Regions from separate parts of the Homo sapiens genome. Here regions 1, 2 and 3 are each linked to region 4. Evidence: chromatin loops called from intact Hi-C (ENCODE). Cell type or tissue: endothelial cell of umbilical vein. All regions are shown on one strand.

Evidence for each region. A loop is a pair of places that touch in the nucleus more often than their neighbours do. Peaks named below come from ENCODE experiments on the same cell type or tissue, not always from the same donor. Only the 100,000 strongest peaks of a DNase experiment are listed, where the experiment ranks them.
Region 1: it touches region 4 in a loop (2.0-fold over the local background); 8 of 110 quality-filtered maps call a loop at or near these places.
Region 2: a loop joins it to region 4, with 2.6 times the contacts of the local background. A loop is called at or near these places in 10 of 110 quality-filtered maps.
Region 3: it touches region 4 in a loop (2.9-fold over the local background); 13 of 110 quality-filtered maps call a loop at or near these places.

The regions. Positions count from the first base shown.
Region 1 is chr13:41,714,004-41,718,003 of GRCh38, reverse strand. The region is part of intron 26 of VWA8 (von Willebrand factor A domain containing 8); the gene reads left to right. Among named protein-coding and RNA genes, the nearest start is that of MIR5006, 150 kb to the right of the region's middle. In endothelial cell of umbilical vein, no CTCF peak of the experiment used is centred here; a DNase peak (open chromatin) is centred at 1,583.
Region 2 is chr13:41,840,072-41,844,071 of GRCh38, reverse strand. All of the region lies in intron 12 of VWA8 (von Willebrand factor A domain containing 8), which reads left to right. Among named protein-coding and RNA genes, the nearest start is that of VWA8, 120 kb to the left of the region's middle. In endothelial cell of umbilical vein, no CTCF peak of the experiment used is centred here; a DNase peak (open chromatin) is centred at 1,901.
Region 3 is chr13:41,914,934-41,918,933 of GRCh38, reverse strand. The region is part of intron 2 of VWA8 (von Willebrand factor A domain containing 8); the gene reads left to right. Among named protein-coding and RNA genes, the nearest start is that of VWA8, 44 kb to the left of the region's middle. RefSeq lists enhancers at 930-1,049, 2,159-2,238. In endothelial cell of umbilical vein, no CTCF peak of the experiment used is centred here; DNase peaks (open chromatin) are centred at 1,023 and 2,133; H3K27ac peaks cover 1,369 bases.
Region 4 is chr13:41,665,950-41,669,949 of GRCh38, reverse strand. All of the region lies in intron 37 of VWA8 (von Willebrand factor A domain containing 8), which reads left to right. Among named protein-coding and RNA genes, the nearest start is that of MIR5006, 100 kb to the right of the region's middle. In endothelial cell of umbilical vein, a CTCF peak has its summit at 1,596 (motif pointing left); a DNase peak (open chromatin) is centred at 1,609.

The DNA of each region.
Region 1 (4,000 bases), 48 kb before region 4:
ATTGTCATCCTCAGTTCTAAACAGAAAAATTATTGCTATGGCAAGTTAATTCTAACTCTAGTACTTTTGAGTAGAAGCAGAAGTACTTTGAGCCTGGAAACAAGTTGGTCACACTCTTGCATTACAAGGGGATAGAAACAACTAGTTGTCCCCCAACCGCATATAGCTAGAAATAGACTTAAGCAGATGTGAAGGAAGAGTGAATTTTCCTTTTAGAAGGAGATCAGAGTAGGCTATAATTTCCACAGTCATTCAGAGCAATTTTTTCCTCATCTGTTAATTGCAATAACTTAGGCTGCTCAAAAGTAGTGTTGTTTTATTGCCCTTCTTGAAATTCACAGGTTCCGTAGCAATTTCTATCAAATTATCAGCCTTGTACTTAGAGAGAGTAGGATGACAAAGTGTAGCAATTTCTATCAAATTATCAGCCTTGTACTTAGAGAGAGTAGGATGACAAAGTGAACAAAGTAATGGCCTGGGAATTTAGCAGTTAGTCATATGTTCACCTGTCTACCTGGATCAGCCATGGAGAAACAGATGACAAGACAGAATCCTGCCCTCAAAGAGCTCACCATTCCATTTTGGTCATTTGAATTTAGAGAAGTTACTTAACTAATTCTCTATTGGTACAGAGGGCCTTTTCTTATACATAGCATATCTATTTGATTTTTAAAAATATTTTAAAATATTTGAATATTTAAATATTCAAATATTTAAAAATATTAAGGAAGTACACTGGGAGAAATTATTTTTAAAAATATTTGATTTACCATCTAAATCAGGACATTTTTGAGAAAGGCAGGGGGAGCTATTGACAATAATTCTGTAAAAAGAGTGTAAAATAAGACTGCCCTGGCCAGGCCAGAATATGCAATTATCTTCATTGTGGATCATCAGTAAGGTTCCTTTCTATTCTAACATCCTTTGAATTTTAATATAATCTTAATGTTTATCTCATCTGCAAAAACAAACATAAAAATATGTGATACTAACACTTTTCATTCCCCCTTTCCACCCCTGCCCCCCAAGTAGTGTACTGTTGATGGTAATCACATAGACCGCCAAAAAGTTAGTCTTCCCCATGCAGTCTTTGATTTCACTTTGACTTTTCTAGACCTTTTGCTAAACCAGTTCTTGTAGGCTGCTTCTACCCAGCTCTGCAGCTACTGTTAGTGGGGAAGATACACATTGGATTTCAGTTCCTAAGGAAGAAGGATAAAATGGTTTAATACTATTAGTATCTTTTTGCCCTGAATGAACAGTTCTTGCTACAACTTAATTTTCATGTTCTCTAATCCAACCGCAGTGCTTATTGATGGGAGTAAAGTTACACTGAAACTAGAACAAGATGATCATACCCACACTCAGGATGGGGATGGAAAGATAATTGGCCACCCACTACATATAGCTAAAAAGAGATATAAGTCAGATGTTTTAGAAGGGGGAATTTTTTTACAAGGGCCAAGATAATGCTAAACCACTATTTGTGTAGCTATCTACAGCACCTTCTTCCTCAACTGAAATCAGAATATACTTGTCTGTTCAGTAGCGGTGATGTTATTTTTGTGTTCTTTGGCAAAATTCCCAAAAGAGAGATGCTGTCACTTTCCCTTTTGTTCTCCTAAAGAGTGCAGTGATGTTATCTATCTCACAGGTTTCTGCACATTTTTTAAAGGCCCAATGTGATGAGGTGAATTTAACTTGTCTTCTTTAATAAACTTTTGCTAAACCTGGTATTTTTAGACTGAGTCTTATTGGGTGGTTATTTTATTTTACTTGATCCTGCCATAATGGAGCTCTTCTTCCTTATCTGCAAATATATTCCCAGACCTTAGTACCAGGATCAGAATTGGCTACCTAGACCCCACCCACCCACTGCATTTGCCCCTTTCCACTAGTACTTCCTGAGATTTGTTATTGCTCCTCTTTTAAGTTTCTAATACATGGGACAGGACATGCCAAGAGAAGGCAAACATAACCAAATAAGGAAGTATACGGGAGAAAGTATTTTTAAAAATATGAATACTATGCTTTATATGGGGGTTGAATTTAATTCTGTGACATTTGTCCTATAGAGAAACAACTGTATGTCATCTATGAATCAAGAAAAGATGATCATCCCCACACTCAAGATGGGGATTTGGCCTATAGAGAAACAAGACAATTGATGCTATATGTGTGTGTTGCATGTACTAATGTCATTTTGTCAGTATTGTAGGGAGAGATAGGAGGATTTATGTTAAAATTGAAACTCTTGAATTTTAAATGTTGTTATTGGAAATATCTTTGTAACATATATATTTTAAGAGAATTAGGTCCAAACATCCAACCAAAGGCATAGATTATCTGCTATACTTCAGTATAGACAACTATAAATATAAACTTTAAAGCAAAGTTTGCCTGTTTTTTCCTCAAGTGAACTTTTATGTCTGAACTTTCTTTTATTTGGGAATAAACATACTGCTAGCACATTAGCACTTCCAAATTAAAAAGTGTGTTTCAGAATAATTTATGAAATCTGCTATACTGGGAAAACATTTGTTTTAAAGAAAGAAAAAAATGCTATCTTTTTCATGAGATTTCCATTTTAAGAAACTTATACACTATTTTATCTTAAATTTATATGTCGCTCTAACTTTCCAGTTCTTAAGATGAGAAAATTGTCATTTCATAGATCAACAATGAAATGTAAATACTTCTAAATATAATTATAACAACAACAATGTTATGATTATATTTCATAATAATGGTAATAATGATGGTAGTACAATAATATTGATGATGGTAATAGAAACATTTATAGATAACTACGTACCAGACATATTTCCAAGCACTTTCTTTACATAAATGTATATAATTCTCCCAACGGACCTATGGCATATATATAATATTATTGCATCTTGTAGATGAGGAATTTGAGGCACAGAGAAGTTATGTAACTTGCTGGAGGTTAGAAAGCAGGGGTACAGCTGGGCTATATGTAATATTAATTCCAATTCTAAGGATGATATAAACAGATTGATATGTAGATTGCAGGGAATTTCTAGATCAGAGTAGTTATTTAGATACTGAAAATTATCAATAGTTTTGGCTTAAAAGGACCTTGGGATTTTAAGTAACCAACTTGGAACTCATCATTGACCGTGATGTCATGTACATACAATATACAAATTCTTATTCTTCAAGGAATTATAACAGATTCAGATGCTTGGATTTTAGCCATAGTTCAAAGTGAAGAGTAACCACGAAGCAGATAAATAGAGACTTTTGGCACAACAGAGATCATTTTGGAGACCTCTTCATTCTCATTTAAGTTTCCTTTTCTTGTGACATATGGAGGATCAAAAAATAAAACACAAGGTGATTCACTTAGAAAAATAAAAACCTTAGAAAACTTTGTATGACTACCTTATATAAGAAGTATACTAGCCATCATTTCTTCTTGATTTGGAACACAAAAGAAATTTATAGACTTCTCAAAGATTGTGGTAATTTTTTAAATAAGCATACAGAGAAATTGTCTCTATCCTCTGAAGTTACCTTCATGTGTTTTTCTCTCCCTGCCTTCTCTAGGAGACACACATTCTATAAAATACTTAAATGTTCATTCTCTCTGCTCCAAGTTCTTTGCCCTTAATTCTGTTGATTTCTTTTTTAATGCTACTTACTTGATGTTAAACTACTTACTTCATATTAAGCTACTTTTCCTCCCAGAGCATTCAATGCCTATTTGTCACTAGCAAACTAGCTATTATTTAACAAACATCCATTTCTATCAGTCAAATAGAAAAAAAAACTAAGGAAATTAAAAAGTTTTTTAGATGTTGGCTTTCTTTATGATGATATTTACTAAATGAAGAATGGCATCCCATTTATTTTTAAAATTAATCAGCAAAAAGAAAATAAAAACTCCTGTAATGTTACCATCCAGAAATAGCCATTGATGATCCTTCTAGACTTTTTCCTGTGACTGTATGTGTTATTTCATGCACTGAAAAAT
Region 2 (4,000 bases), 170 kb before region 4:
ATGTTCCTCAAGGGTATTGGCCTATATTTAACTTTCTTTGTTATGTCTTTGCCAGATTTTGGTATCAGAATGATGCTAGCTTTGTAGAACGAGTTAGAGAGGAGTCCTTATTCCTCAGTTGTGTTGAATAGTTTCAGTAGAATTGGTACCAGCTCTTTTTTGATGTCTGGTAGAATTCAGCTGTGAATCCATCTCGTCCAGGGTTGTGTTTTTTTGGTAAGTTTTTTATTACTGATTCAATTTCAGAACTTGATATTGGTCTGTTTCGGGTTTCAGTTTCTTCCCAATTCAGTCTTGGGAGGTTGTGTGTTTCCAGGAATTTATCCATTTCCTCTAGATTTTCTAGTTGTGTGCAGAGAGGTGTTCATAGTAGGCATTGATTGATGATCTGTATTTCTGTAGGATCGGTTGTAATGTTACCTTTGTCATTTCTGATTGTGCTGATTTGGATCTTCTCCCTTTTTTTATTAATTTCGCTAGTGGTCTATCTTGTTTATCCTTTCAGATAACCAAATTTTGGGTTAGTTGATCCTTTGTATGGATTTTTCAGTCTCAGTTTTATTCAGTTGTGCTCTGATTTTAGTTATTTCTTTTCTTCTGCTAGCTTTGGAGTTAGGTTATTCTTGTTTTTCTAGTTCCTCTAGCCGTGATGTTAGATTAGATTGTTGATTTGAAGTTTTTCTAACTTCTTGATTTAAGTGTTTAGCTTATTGCAGATACTTAAACTAGAATTTATTGCTACTTTCACACCTGTTTTTCTAAGGGAGTCTAACATTTGTGATAAAATGCAACAAAGTTTGTAGTACTATTTGAATAAAATATGATTCTTTAGTTTGTATATGCTGGGGTTTTAGTCTATTGCATCTCTGCTTCTTGCCTTGTGAAACTCTTCTTGTCCTTCTTAATGTACTTAGTTGTCAACATTTTCTTTACAATCTTTAACAAGTTGATTTACTTTTTAAATATCATCATCCTTAAGTTCTGGCTTTCTGGTAAACAATAGTACTCAGTCTCTAAAATGAAAAGATATTATTTACAGAGTGTTAGCTAATTTACAAAATTTCTGGGAGAAACAGGGAATGCAATTTACATTTTACCCAGTAAGGAATGGTAGTACCAGGAGGAATTTAGCCATTGATGCCCTAGAAGAGCAGTTTTCTTTGTGCTGGCTGCTCCCTTACTCCCATTGTTGACTGCCATTTTCCCAGTCTCTTGTACATGAGAATGCTTGGTGGAACCTGGTTCATGAATAGAACTCTAGCTGCACAGACTTTAAGAAATGATGTTTCTAGTTTTCTAGCCTTTGTAGTATAGGAAGGATAAAATGAGGGTATTTGGTTGTGTATCTTGATGGAGTACATAACTGTATTATCTGCACCTATACTGACCTTACATTTATATTTAATTTTGCATCTTTATTAAGATGTCCTTTAGTTGAATCAGTTGTTAGCAACATAGTGGGTTTGACTTCTGGTTATCTTCAATGAGAGAAATTTATTCTGTGTTCATAGTATAAATCTTTAACTAAAGCAGATCATCTTGAAATAGATTCCAGTGCTTACCACACATACAACTGCAAAATCAACTTTTCCCCATTGACAGCAGAGTAACTGAAATCAACATAGTAGGCTTGTAATGTCAACATCGCATCCTGTACATAAAAGGGAGTTAATTTTATGTGCTACAGGTTAAAAATAGTTCTTTAAAAGAGGAACTTGAGGGAGAAGGATGGAAGAGTTTACAAATAATTTTACAATATATGTAAAATGAGAGGCCTTTTTGAGATCAAACATAAATGACACTGAGGAATGTTGGCAGCATGCCTGCGTTCTGTTCACTGAGCATGCTTAGATTCCAGAAATAATGGCTTCATTTCTATTTCAGGACCTAAAAATTATTAACATTGTATGTTTATACAATATTTATGTAGCATTCTGCTGCCACTAATAGGTGTGGGCATAGTTAATACTGTATTACAAAGTCAATGGCTTATTCTTGGTATATTCTTTTATTCACATAATCCCAGATTTTCTTCTTGTTTATACTACTGGTATGGTATTTTCCTGGTATAATAAGTATTGCTTAATAAGTAAAACTCATTTGAGGTAGACCTGGAAAGCCTACAGAAATTCAGCTAGTTTCCTTTGGAAAACAAAATCATTATTAGTGCTTATTTACCCCAATTGAAAAAATATTAAATGTCTACTGTTTTTATATATATATATATATATATATATATATATATATATATTTTTTTTTTTTTTTTTTTTTTTTTTTTTTTTTTTTTGAGACAGAGTCTCGCTCTGTCGCCCAGGGTGGAGTGCAGTGGCGCGATCTCGGCTCACTGCAAGCTCCGCCTCCTTGGTTCACGCCATTCTCCTGCCTCCCCTCCCGAGTAGCTGGGACTACAGGCGCCCGCCACCACACCCGGCTAATTTTTTGTATTTTTAGTAGAGACGGGGTTTCACCGTGTTAGCCAGGATGGTCTCGATCTCCTGACCTCGTGATCCACCTGCCTCGGCCTCCCAAAGTGCTGGGATTACAGGCGTGAGCCACCGCACCCGGCCTACTGTTTATATTTTTAATTCAGAAATGAGAATGAAGAATCATATCTACTTAGAGATGTACTTACTTTTAACTAAAGCATTTTTATTTCAATCTTTTTTATATGTTTTGAAATAAATTTTAAAACAACAATAAAGACTAGCTGTATTTGGGGTCTGTTTGGGGAGTGGTTAGCATCATAGTCACACTTTTTAACTCTTCTCAAAGAAGATGATTGAGACTTATTAGAAGTTAATTTGTGAAGCTAGCCTGAGAGGTGTGTTATTGGTATATTCCTATATTAACTGCAATCTATTCATGGGTTCATTAATCCAATCCAGCTCTTTCCTTATGGGAATTTCTTTTAGTGAAATTTATTGCTGTGTTCATTGTCATAATATACTTGAGGACAATCTGGCTCCTCTGCCTGCTAGCTGTGTGTCCTTGATTGGGTAAACTGTTTGACCTTCTCATACCTCAGTTTTCTTCTCTGTAAAATGAAGAACATAATTGTACATGGCTCTTCAGGTTATAAGGATTACATGAGTTAACATATGCAAAGTACCTGGCACTTGTTAGGCTTTCCATAAGGATTAGCTGTAATAATTATTATTACTTCTATTTTTAACTCTTTAACATGTTGTTCTCTATAGGATGACCTGACCCATGAAACAAATTTTTCTCAATTTTATTATCAAGAATTGTGGTGCTGCTTCTGATTTGGTGTTGATGTTGTGATCATCATGACTTATGTACCTTTTTTTTTTTTTTGAGACGGTCTCACTTTGTCACCCAGGCTAGAGTGCGGTGGTGCAATCTTGGCTCACTGCAGCCTCCACCTCCTGGCCTCAAGTGATCCTTGTGCCTCAGCTCCCCAAGTAGCTGGGACTACAGGTGTGCACCACCATATCTGGCAAATTTTTTGTAGTTTTTGTAGCGATGGGGTTTTGCCTTGTTGCCCAGGCTGGTCTTGAACTCCTGAGCTCAAGCAATCAGCCCACCTTAGCTTCCCAAAGTGCTAGAATTACAAGCATGAGCTACCACCTGTAACTTTTTTTTTTTTAATACTTTAAGTTCTGGGATACATGTGCAGAACGTGCAGGTTTGTTACATAGGTATACATGTACCATGGTGGTTTGCTGCACCCATCAACCAACCCGTCACCTACGTTAGGTATTTTTCCTAATGCTATCCCTCCTCTAGCCCCGCCATCCCCAGACAGGCCCCAGTGTGTGATGTTCTCCTCCCTGTGTCCATGTGGTCTCATTCAACTCCCCCTTGTGACTGAGAACATGCAGTATTTGGGATACAAAGTCAATGTGCAAAAATCACAAGCATTCCAACACACCAATAATAGACAAACAGCCAAAACATGAGTGAACTCCCATTCACAATTGCTACAAAGATAATAAAATACTTAGGAATACAACTTACAAAGGATGTGAAGGACCTCTTC
Region 3 (4,000 bases), 250 kb before region 4:
AAAGATCTTTTTATTACTAATTTCTAATTTAATTTAATTTTGGTCGGAGAACACACTTTGTATGGCTTGAATCTTTGTGAAACGTATCTAGTGTTTTAAAAAATGACTATGTATATGTGTATCATTTAAGAAAATAATAGTATGTACTGTATATACTATTTTGTATATACAGAATGTTTTCTTACCTTTTTTTATTTGCAGACCATACTTTTGTATGTACAGACCATTTTCATAAAGCAACATATTGTGGACATTTCCTTATGTAAAATATTTTCTAAAGCATGACTTTAAAAAAATAACTTTTTTGCAGAACTAATATATTTTTGTCATTCAGAAATCAAAACAATATAAAAAGATATACATTGAGAAATTATATATTCACCCCTATTTTCATTCATGTTAATTCTCACAGTATTAGTTTCAGGGGAATCTGTCTTGCATTTTTCTATACAAACACAAGCAAATATACATGTATACTCTTATTTTTGTACCCTTACACAAAAAGTGAACAACATGACACTTAGTCATTGAATATGGATATGTATAATTATTTCATACATATTGATGAATTTTTCCAATTTTAAGAAAAGCTGAATATCTTCTCTGTGCTGAGCACTGTGCTGGCCAGTGCTGTAGATTTAGTTTTGATAACAGCTATATTGGATCATAGAAACATCAGCCCACTTTATAAATGATTGGCTTTATATAAGCTACGTAAGCTGATGTTTTATATATGTATTTTTCTTTTGATGTCTTCAAAGAACCTTATTTTATTCATCTTTGTATTCTTGGTGCTGAGCATATAGTAGGTCCTTAATAAATATAGCTGTGTGAATAAATTAATTTTTTAGTTCAGTTAGTTCGTGTTGTAAATAATGAGGACTTTGGTGCTAAATATTTTCACCCTTCATGTCCATTATATCTAACTACAGAATGTTACATGGTAAATAGGGGAAAGTTTAGCAGATGAGCACGTAGTTGCAGTGAGGAGGTTAGTCATGCTTCCTTTGAAATCTTGTGTTGTGATGTGGTAGAAAAATCAAATTCAGGGGCATGTTATGGGCCTAGATGTAGATTCTTTCTGAGCTATTTTGTGGGGTGATGAAATGGTAATGAAATGTCAAGTGAAAGTACTCTAACATAGGCTTTACCAGTGAGGATGTAGTAAGTACTGGGTTCCTTTCTCCCTTATTCTTCAGATTTGCCTCTAGGCCCAGCAGGTAATTTGAGTGTAAACTCAGGAGCCTATTCATATCCACCAAATCCACACTATACAGCCTGGTGTCCAGGGTACACAGCAGAGATAGGAGTTTGCAGGTGAGGATGAGACTTGAATAATTCTCCCGTACCTGGTTCTCATTGGCTGAGGGACTGGGCATGGTGCTTTACCTATAATCCTCACAAACCATACTCAATAAGTATTATTATCTTTATTTTGAAAATAAGGAAACTACAAATCTGCGTGTTCTGCACATGTATCTCAGAACTTAAAGTATAATTTAAAAAATTTAAAAAAGAAAATAAGGAAACAGACCTGAAAGAGTCAAAATGCTTGTCTAAGGACATGGATAAAAGACAGGATGAAAAATCACAGTAGGTCTGTCTGGCTTCAAAGACTTTTTTTTTTCCTCCATTATATTATGCTGCTTTTTGGGATACTAAGAAAACATCAACAGTTTTGAAGGATTTATTATAATAGAATCTGACCTATGCTTAATTTTCTAGAATTTTAATTTTAACTTTTATATGTATGAAAATTTGAGTTCATGAAGGGAGAAAATTATAATTTAGATAACTATGATAAAATTACTTTAAAGCCTTTGAATATGGCTGGGCAAAAAATAGTACATATTTTTTGAAAACAAATATTGGTTAGGAATTGAATCAGGGATTTAGGCCAGTATGAACTACATGTTTTTATCTTTACATAGAAAAGGAATCTTAGAATATAGGATCAAGCTCTTTGGGATTATTTTGACATCGGTTTATTATTATGTGGACTCCTGGAAGGTAGCATTTTGTGCCTGAAAACATTGAAGTTGGGGATTTCTCTCGTGTACTGTGCTATGTTTATATTAGGTTATGCATGGCAGTTTGGCACTTTGTTTTGCAGATGTTCGTAATGTACAGTCTTGAATCTTGTTTCTATTTCTGGCGTGCTTTTAAGTATGACTCATGTTTTCTTGAGGCCATTCTAAAAATACAGCTAGTTTCAAGCATTAATGTAAAATATACCACAGATACCACATAGCACTGCATGATGCTTTCTTTCAGTAGTTTAGTGCAATTTCCTGACAAATTAAATATAGACATGCTTTTTGGTAAAATACGCTATACTAAAACATGAATAAGTGAAAGTTGGATTTTCTTTGAGAAGTAGATCCTCTGATAACATAATATTCATTACAAAATAACTTTGAAATTTTAATAAAAGGAATAAAACATACCATTGATACCACCAAAAAGAAGTAGAACTAATGGCTGGAACAGCAAGTCTGCTAAATTTGATGTAGCCCTGAGAGGTCCACACTTGTAGGGAAAGTCTTGCACCTGAAGCTGGACACCTGTTGAAAAGCTTTTGGAGGGACTGTAGAACATAATGACTGAAATACAAGTTTTGGACTTAAACAACTTAGGTATAAATCTTGGTTTATGGACTTAGCAGCTATAGACAAATGATACTACATTTCCAATTTTGATTTTCTTATTGTAAAATGGGAGTAATGAGTATTTAACAAACACAGCATTTACTGTTATTAGACACTGTTCTAAGTGCTTAATATAATCCTCATAACAACTTTATAAGTAAGTACAATTGTATCTATTATACAGATGAGGAAACTGAGCAGAGAGGTTAAATAACTTGATTAAGGTTACATAGCTAGTAAATAGTAGAGTTGGAATTTGAACCCAGCCAATCTGTCTTGAATCTGTGTCTTTATACAATAGGTCTGCTGCTTTCTAGAATTGTTATGAGATCCTATGTGAAAAATCGTTTGTATGTTTACCTGGTACCTGATAGGAATGCAATAAATTATAGCCATTATTAGTATTGTTATTGAGGGAGAATAAAAGCAGGGAAAATGTATTTTCTTTGTGAAGGTATGCCATAGACTACAAGGCCAGCCATGGGATTCAGAAGTAGCTTATATGTATTAAGAAACTTATGTAAAATTGGAATGTGATGATGAGAGCCTTAGATATCCTGACAACTCCTACAGACTTACTCTAAAGGTAGAACTTATTCTCTACTGATTTCCTCGCTAAAAGTTTTATCTTTCAGAAGGTAAAGGAAATAGAGAGAAACTCTTTCTCTGGGCTTAATTGTGACAAACTCATTAGTGGTGTGCAGGCAACAGAGGCCTTGAGAAAAAATAATGACTACACAATATTTCTCAACTATGGTGCCATTGACATACTGGGCAGGATGAGACCATCTTGGTCATTGCATTTACCATCACAAAATATCAGTGGTGTACCAAATTATTTCTCATTTCCCAAAGCTTTACAACAACCCAAAGTACTCCCAGACATTTTCCAAATGCCTCCTGGCAGGCCTAGAATGGTAGCAGTATGGTCACCAGTTGAGAACCACTGCTGAGTGCTAAGAATAAAGGAAGGACTGAGACTAGTCAGATGTGCCTTAAGGCAGTGTTTCTCAGTACATGTGCATCATGCTGAAGTGGAAGACACTCCCAGGAGCATAAACATGATTATACATAATTCCCAGGGCTCTAGCTTTAAATAACTCCATGCTTTTCTCTTCTACTTAAGAAAGTACACTGCTGTACAAATGTCTCTATTATGGCTATAACCTCAATTCTGCTCCAGTTTGCTTCAAAAAATGAAAAGATAAGTTATTCCTAAACATCAGCACTTTATTATACAGACAATTTATGAGGGGCAGGCCTCACATTTGATTAGGAACTGCTACCTTAGATTTTAAAAAATCTTGAAAATGATTATGGTTCCAAGGTCAAAACATTCAAAACAAACTGGA
Region 4 (4,000 bases):
TGAAGGGGTATAAATATATTAATTTAATTAAGCTAAAACAAATGTGTGACTCTAAAATAAACATGTGATTAAGTAAGTGCCATGGACTGATTACAGCAACAGACTGAATGTTGGTTACTACTCATAACAATATTTAGAAAGCCAATTAATTATGGTCTGTTTCATTTATTATTCTAAACATTAGTTTCTTCTCTTTTTGAATTAAGCTCTTGTTCTCATTACAGTCATTGGTGCCTAATAGTAAATACTATTGTGTTTGAATTTCTATATTTTATATGTGGTAGAGATCAAAGGTCATGTTTTCCATCTGGTCAAGATTAAATTTATTTTTCACGATAGAACTTTACAAAGGACTTTTACTAATCATTTAATAATTGTGCTTGACTGCTACAAAAATGAATTTGTATTTGTTTTTTAATCATGTAGGCCTTCTCTTCCAGTTACTTCTCTGGCTATATATACATCTTTGTACTCCTAGCTTGTAGCACAATGATTGGTGCAATAAGCAATTAATATGTTTGTTTGTGCTCACACTCCTATATACTAAAATGTACTGGTAATTGAAACTATTTGATAACAAATGGAATTTTTCTTTTAAACTGTCACAAATTATTTGTTTAGATGTAACTGAATAAATATTTATTGAATGAGGATATATAGTTATTAAGTTAGAAATGAACAGAATTATGGATCTAACATCTCAAGAATAATCAAAATATTCAGCTACATTACACAGTGAAATATCTGAACTTTCCCTAAACCAAACATTTTCCAGGACATGTGTAACTTTATGTCTCCAGTTTAAAGTTCAGCTATAAGCTGGGCATGGTGGCACATGCCTGTAATCCCAGCTACTTGGGAGGCTGAGGCACAAGAATTGCTTGAACCTGGGAGGTGGAGGTTGCAGGAGCTGAGATCGAGCCACTGCCCCCCAGCCTGGGCAACAAAACAAGACCCTGTCTCTAAAAAAAAATAAAATAAAGCTCAGCTATTACAGAAATGAGACATATTTAGTAATAAAGTTGTATAATTCAGAATTGAATGATAGTTTCATTTGGAAAATTAGAATAGATGTTATCTGACATTCTCCTTTGATCCCTAAGTTCCCTTGATCCATTTTGGTTGATATTAAAAATGCATACTTATATACATACTCAAACATGAGTCTGTATTCTTATGTTCAAACAGACAAGACTAATTGTCTTAATAATCTATCATTGTTTTAATTTTTTGTCATATCTCTCTTCTTCCCTGCTTGGTAAATAATGAGACAGCTTATTTAATTGTTCTTATTTAGACCAGCTCATCTTATTAATTACAAGTGGTTTATACAACCAAACCTAAATAGAAGTCATTCCAGGGGCAACAGTAATAACAAGCAAATGTTTGTCTTTTACAGTTCCCTTTCTGTTTGATCTTTCAAGCTATTCTTCATTTATATACTCTTTATTCAGCACAGATCTGCTCCTAACTTCAGAGCTTGGAAAATGCCTTTCATAGAAGTATTGAAAAAAGAGAATAGGTTCTCCATACCCTGCTTACTTAACACTTGCTGGCTGCAAGCAGCTTCCCCATCACTGACAGAGTAACCTGATCTCCATCTAGTGGCCAGATGGACTTACTTTTTACATCATGGAAATTAACAGGCCTGCTGGCAATGAAAGGCTTATACACTCTTGTCTTGTATGGTTCCTGTTGAGCAAGATAGGCGCCTTTAGGTCAGCAGTGAGGGCTGGGCAAATAACCTGCCATGCCATCCACCACAAAAGATCCCCATGCCTCCTGATTCCTCTGCATCATAGCAAAGGAACTGTCCATATTGAGATAAACAGTATATTAATAATTAAATGTTTTATCACTACTCTGTTTGTCTTTGCTACATTTCAGCCTTCTGGAGTTATTAGCTTTGCCATTGTTGATTTGAGTTTTTGTTTTTGTTTAATGAATTTGTTGGTATTTTTATTTAATGAGTACAGCTTACAAGAGAGTATTTTTTGAGCTCTACATATAAAATGTGTTCATTAATTTTACATGCTTTGATAGAAACATGTGTTTTTCCTATAATAAATAACCATAACAACAAACTGAAAGGATTAATATAAATGTAGTTTTAAGAGACCATTATTAAGAATGCATATTTATTACTTGTAGATTTCATATTTTCAGAAACATGGGTTAATTATAAGTCAAAATTCTTCTGGCTATATTTAAAGTATATTATTCATACTTAGTTACATTTGTCTTCCTTCCAAGAAAGCTGTTAAAGCTATACCACAGATTTCCTCAGAAATCAGATCATCTTCTCTTGGTGATTATTTTTGTGGGAGCAAAAAGGCTTAAAAGGTTATAGCTTTCAAATGTTATTTTCTAATTAAAAGAAATCACAAAGTAAATCTTCTGTATATTGCTGGTAGGATCTCTCTGCAGCCTTTGAATAGTACTTAAGGAAGTAGTATATTCTTTAACAATGGTTGCAATCTTCTGAAATACAGTGTGAGACTGGAACTTTTTCATCATTATAGTGAAGACAGTGTCTGGTACACAATAAGCACACAACCAGCATTTGAAAATAAAAAGGAGTGAGGCATAGAAAGAAATACATGGAAAAGATAACTAATTTATGTTTAGCACTATTAGTCTATTCCCCCTTTTAAAGAGAATTTTCTAGGACTATGAATAAATGCAGTTTGATGTACTTAGGTAAGTAAGCTTGGCCTTTTCTATAATCTCTAGTCTAGCAGTTTTGATTTTTGAAGATCTCAGTTGGATATTAAGTTCTATTTTCAGTTTTAGAAACCACTGGGTTATTTAACTGGCTGACTATTAGTAAATTTACATGCTAGGTAATCTTCAGATCCTCTATGGGATTATGAAATTCTTTGTTCTTTTTAAGGAGCATAGTTTACTCTTATACATCATTCTTTACTTTGATCAATAACTCTGAAAAAATAGTCTGATTCAGTGGATCATTGTTACAGAACAATCCATATTTTGTAGGATTGTTATATGTACATGTGTCTTTGGGAATCTTTCTTGGCCCAGAAAGGCAATGCTTTTCTGAACTTTTATAATTTCTCACCATCCATGTCTCCTCGCCACGTGTCAGTAGAGCTGGGTTTCAGCAAGATGATCCAGCTGTTTCCCTATATGGTAACACTTGGGCATTGCCTGTAATTATTTTTTTATTGTTTATTCCTATTAGAGAAGTCCCAGCCATGAAAATTCATTTTGAATCTTTAAGATTTTCAGGAGTACTGAGTGAAAATGCAAGATCCCGGTGGCGTGCTAGTAAACTAGTTCTCATGGAGACTGGGGGGTTGTTAAGTTTGCCAGTTTCCATTTTGCAAACACCCCCACCATGATTTCAAGCTACCAAAGGTTAACAATCAGCTTGAAAAATTCCTAAGTATTTAGCAGTTATCTCTCATAGGCTGATATAGTTTAGCTCTATCATGCCACTTGCTTATTTATGGCTTTATCATCTAACTCCCCAAAGAGAATTATGGCAGTTACCTAACAGCAAGGCTTTCAGAAATGAGGCAGTAAGATGGTGATAGGGACAGAAGCAATGAGAGAAAAGGGAGAAAGGTACAGAGAACACAGATAAGATAGTATCATGTTAGCTCAGGAAATGTGGAAGCCTGCAGTTATCCCAGTAACCAATTGGCCATACTCTTCTTGAACCAGAAATTTGGTTTGAGTAAAGAATTGAAGAAAAATCTGCCCTGAAGTAAGATAGCACTCCTGGGTTCATGCATATGGGCCTCCTTTCTTATATAGATTGTGTTTCAGAGAGAAATTGCAAGTTGATTTTTACATTCCTCTAAAAGAAAAGCTTCCATTGGATCACAACATTATCAGTAATTGCTAAATACAATTAAAATTAAATCAGCAGTCACCTCCCTAAGGCAAGCAAATAAACAAGTTTATGATTTTAGGGAGGCTGTGAGGTTTCATTAACTTTTTATGCATATCCAATAAGAATGATACCCCTATAAAT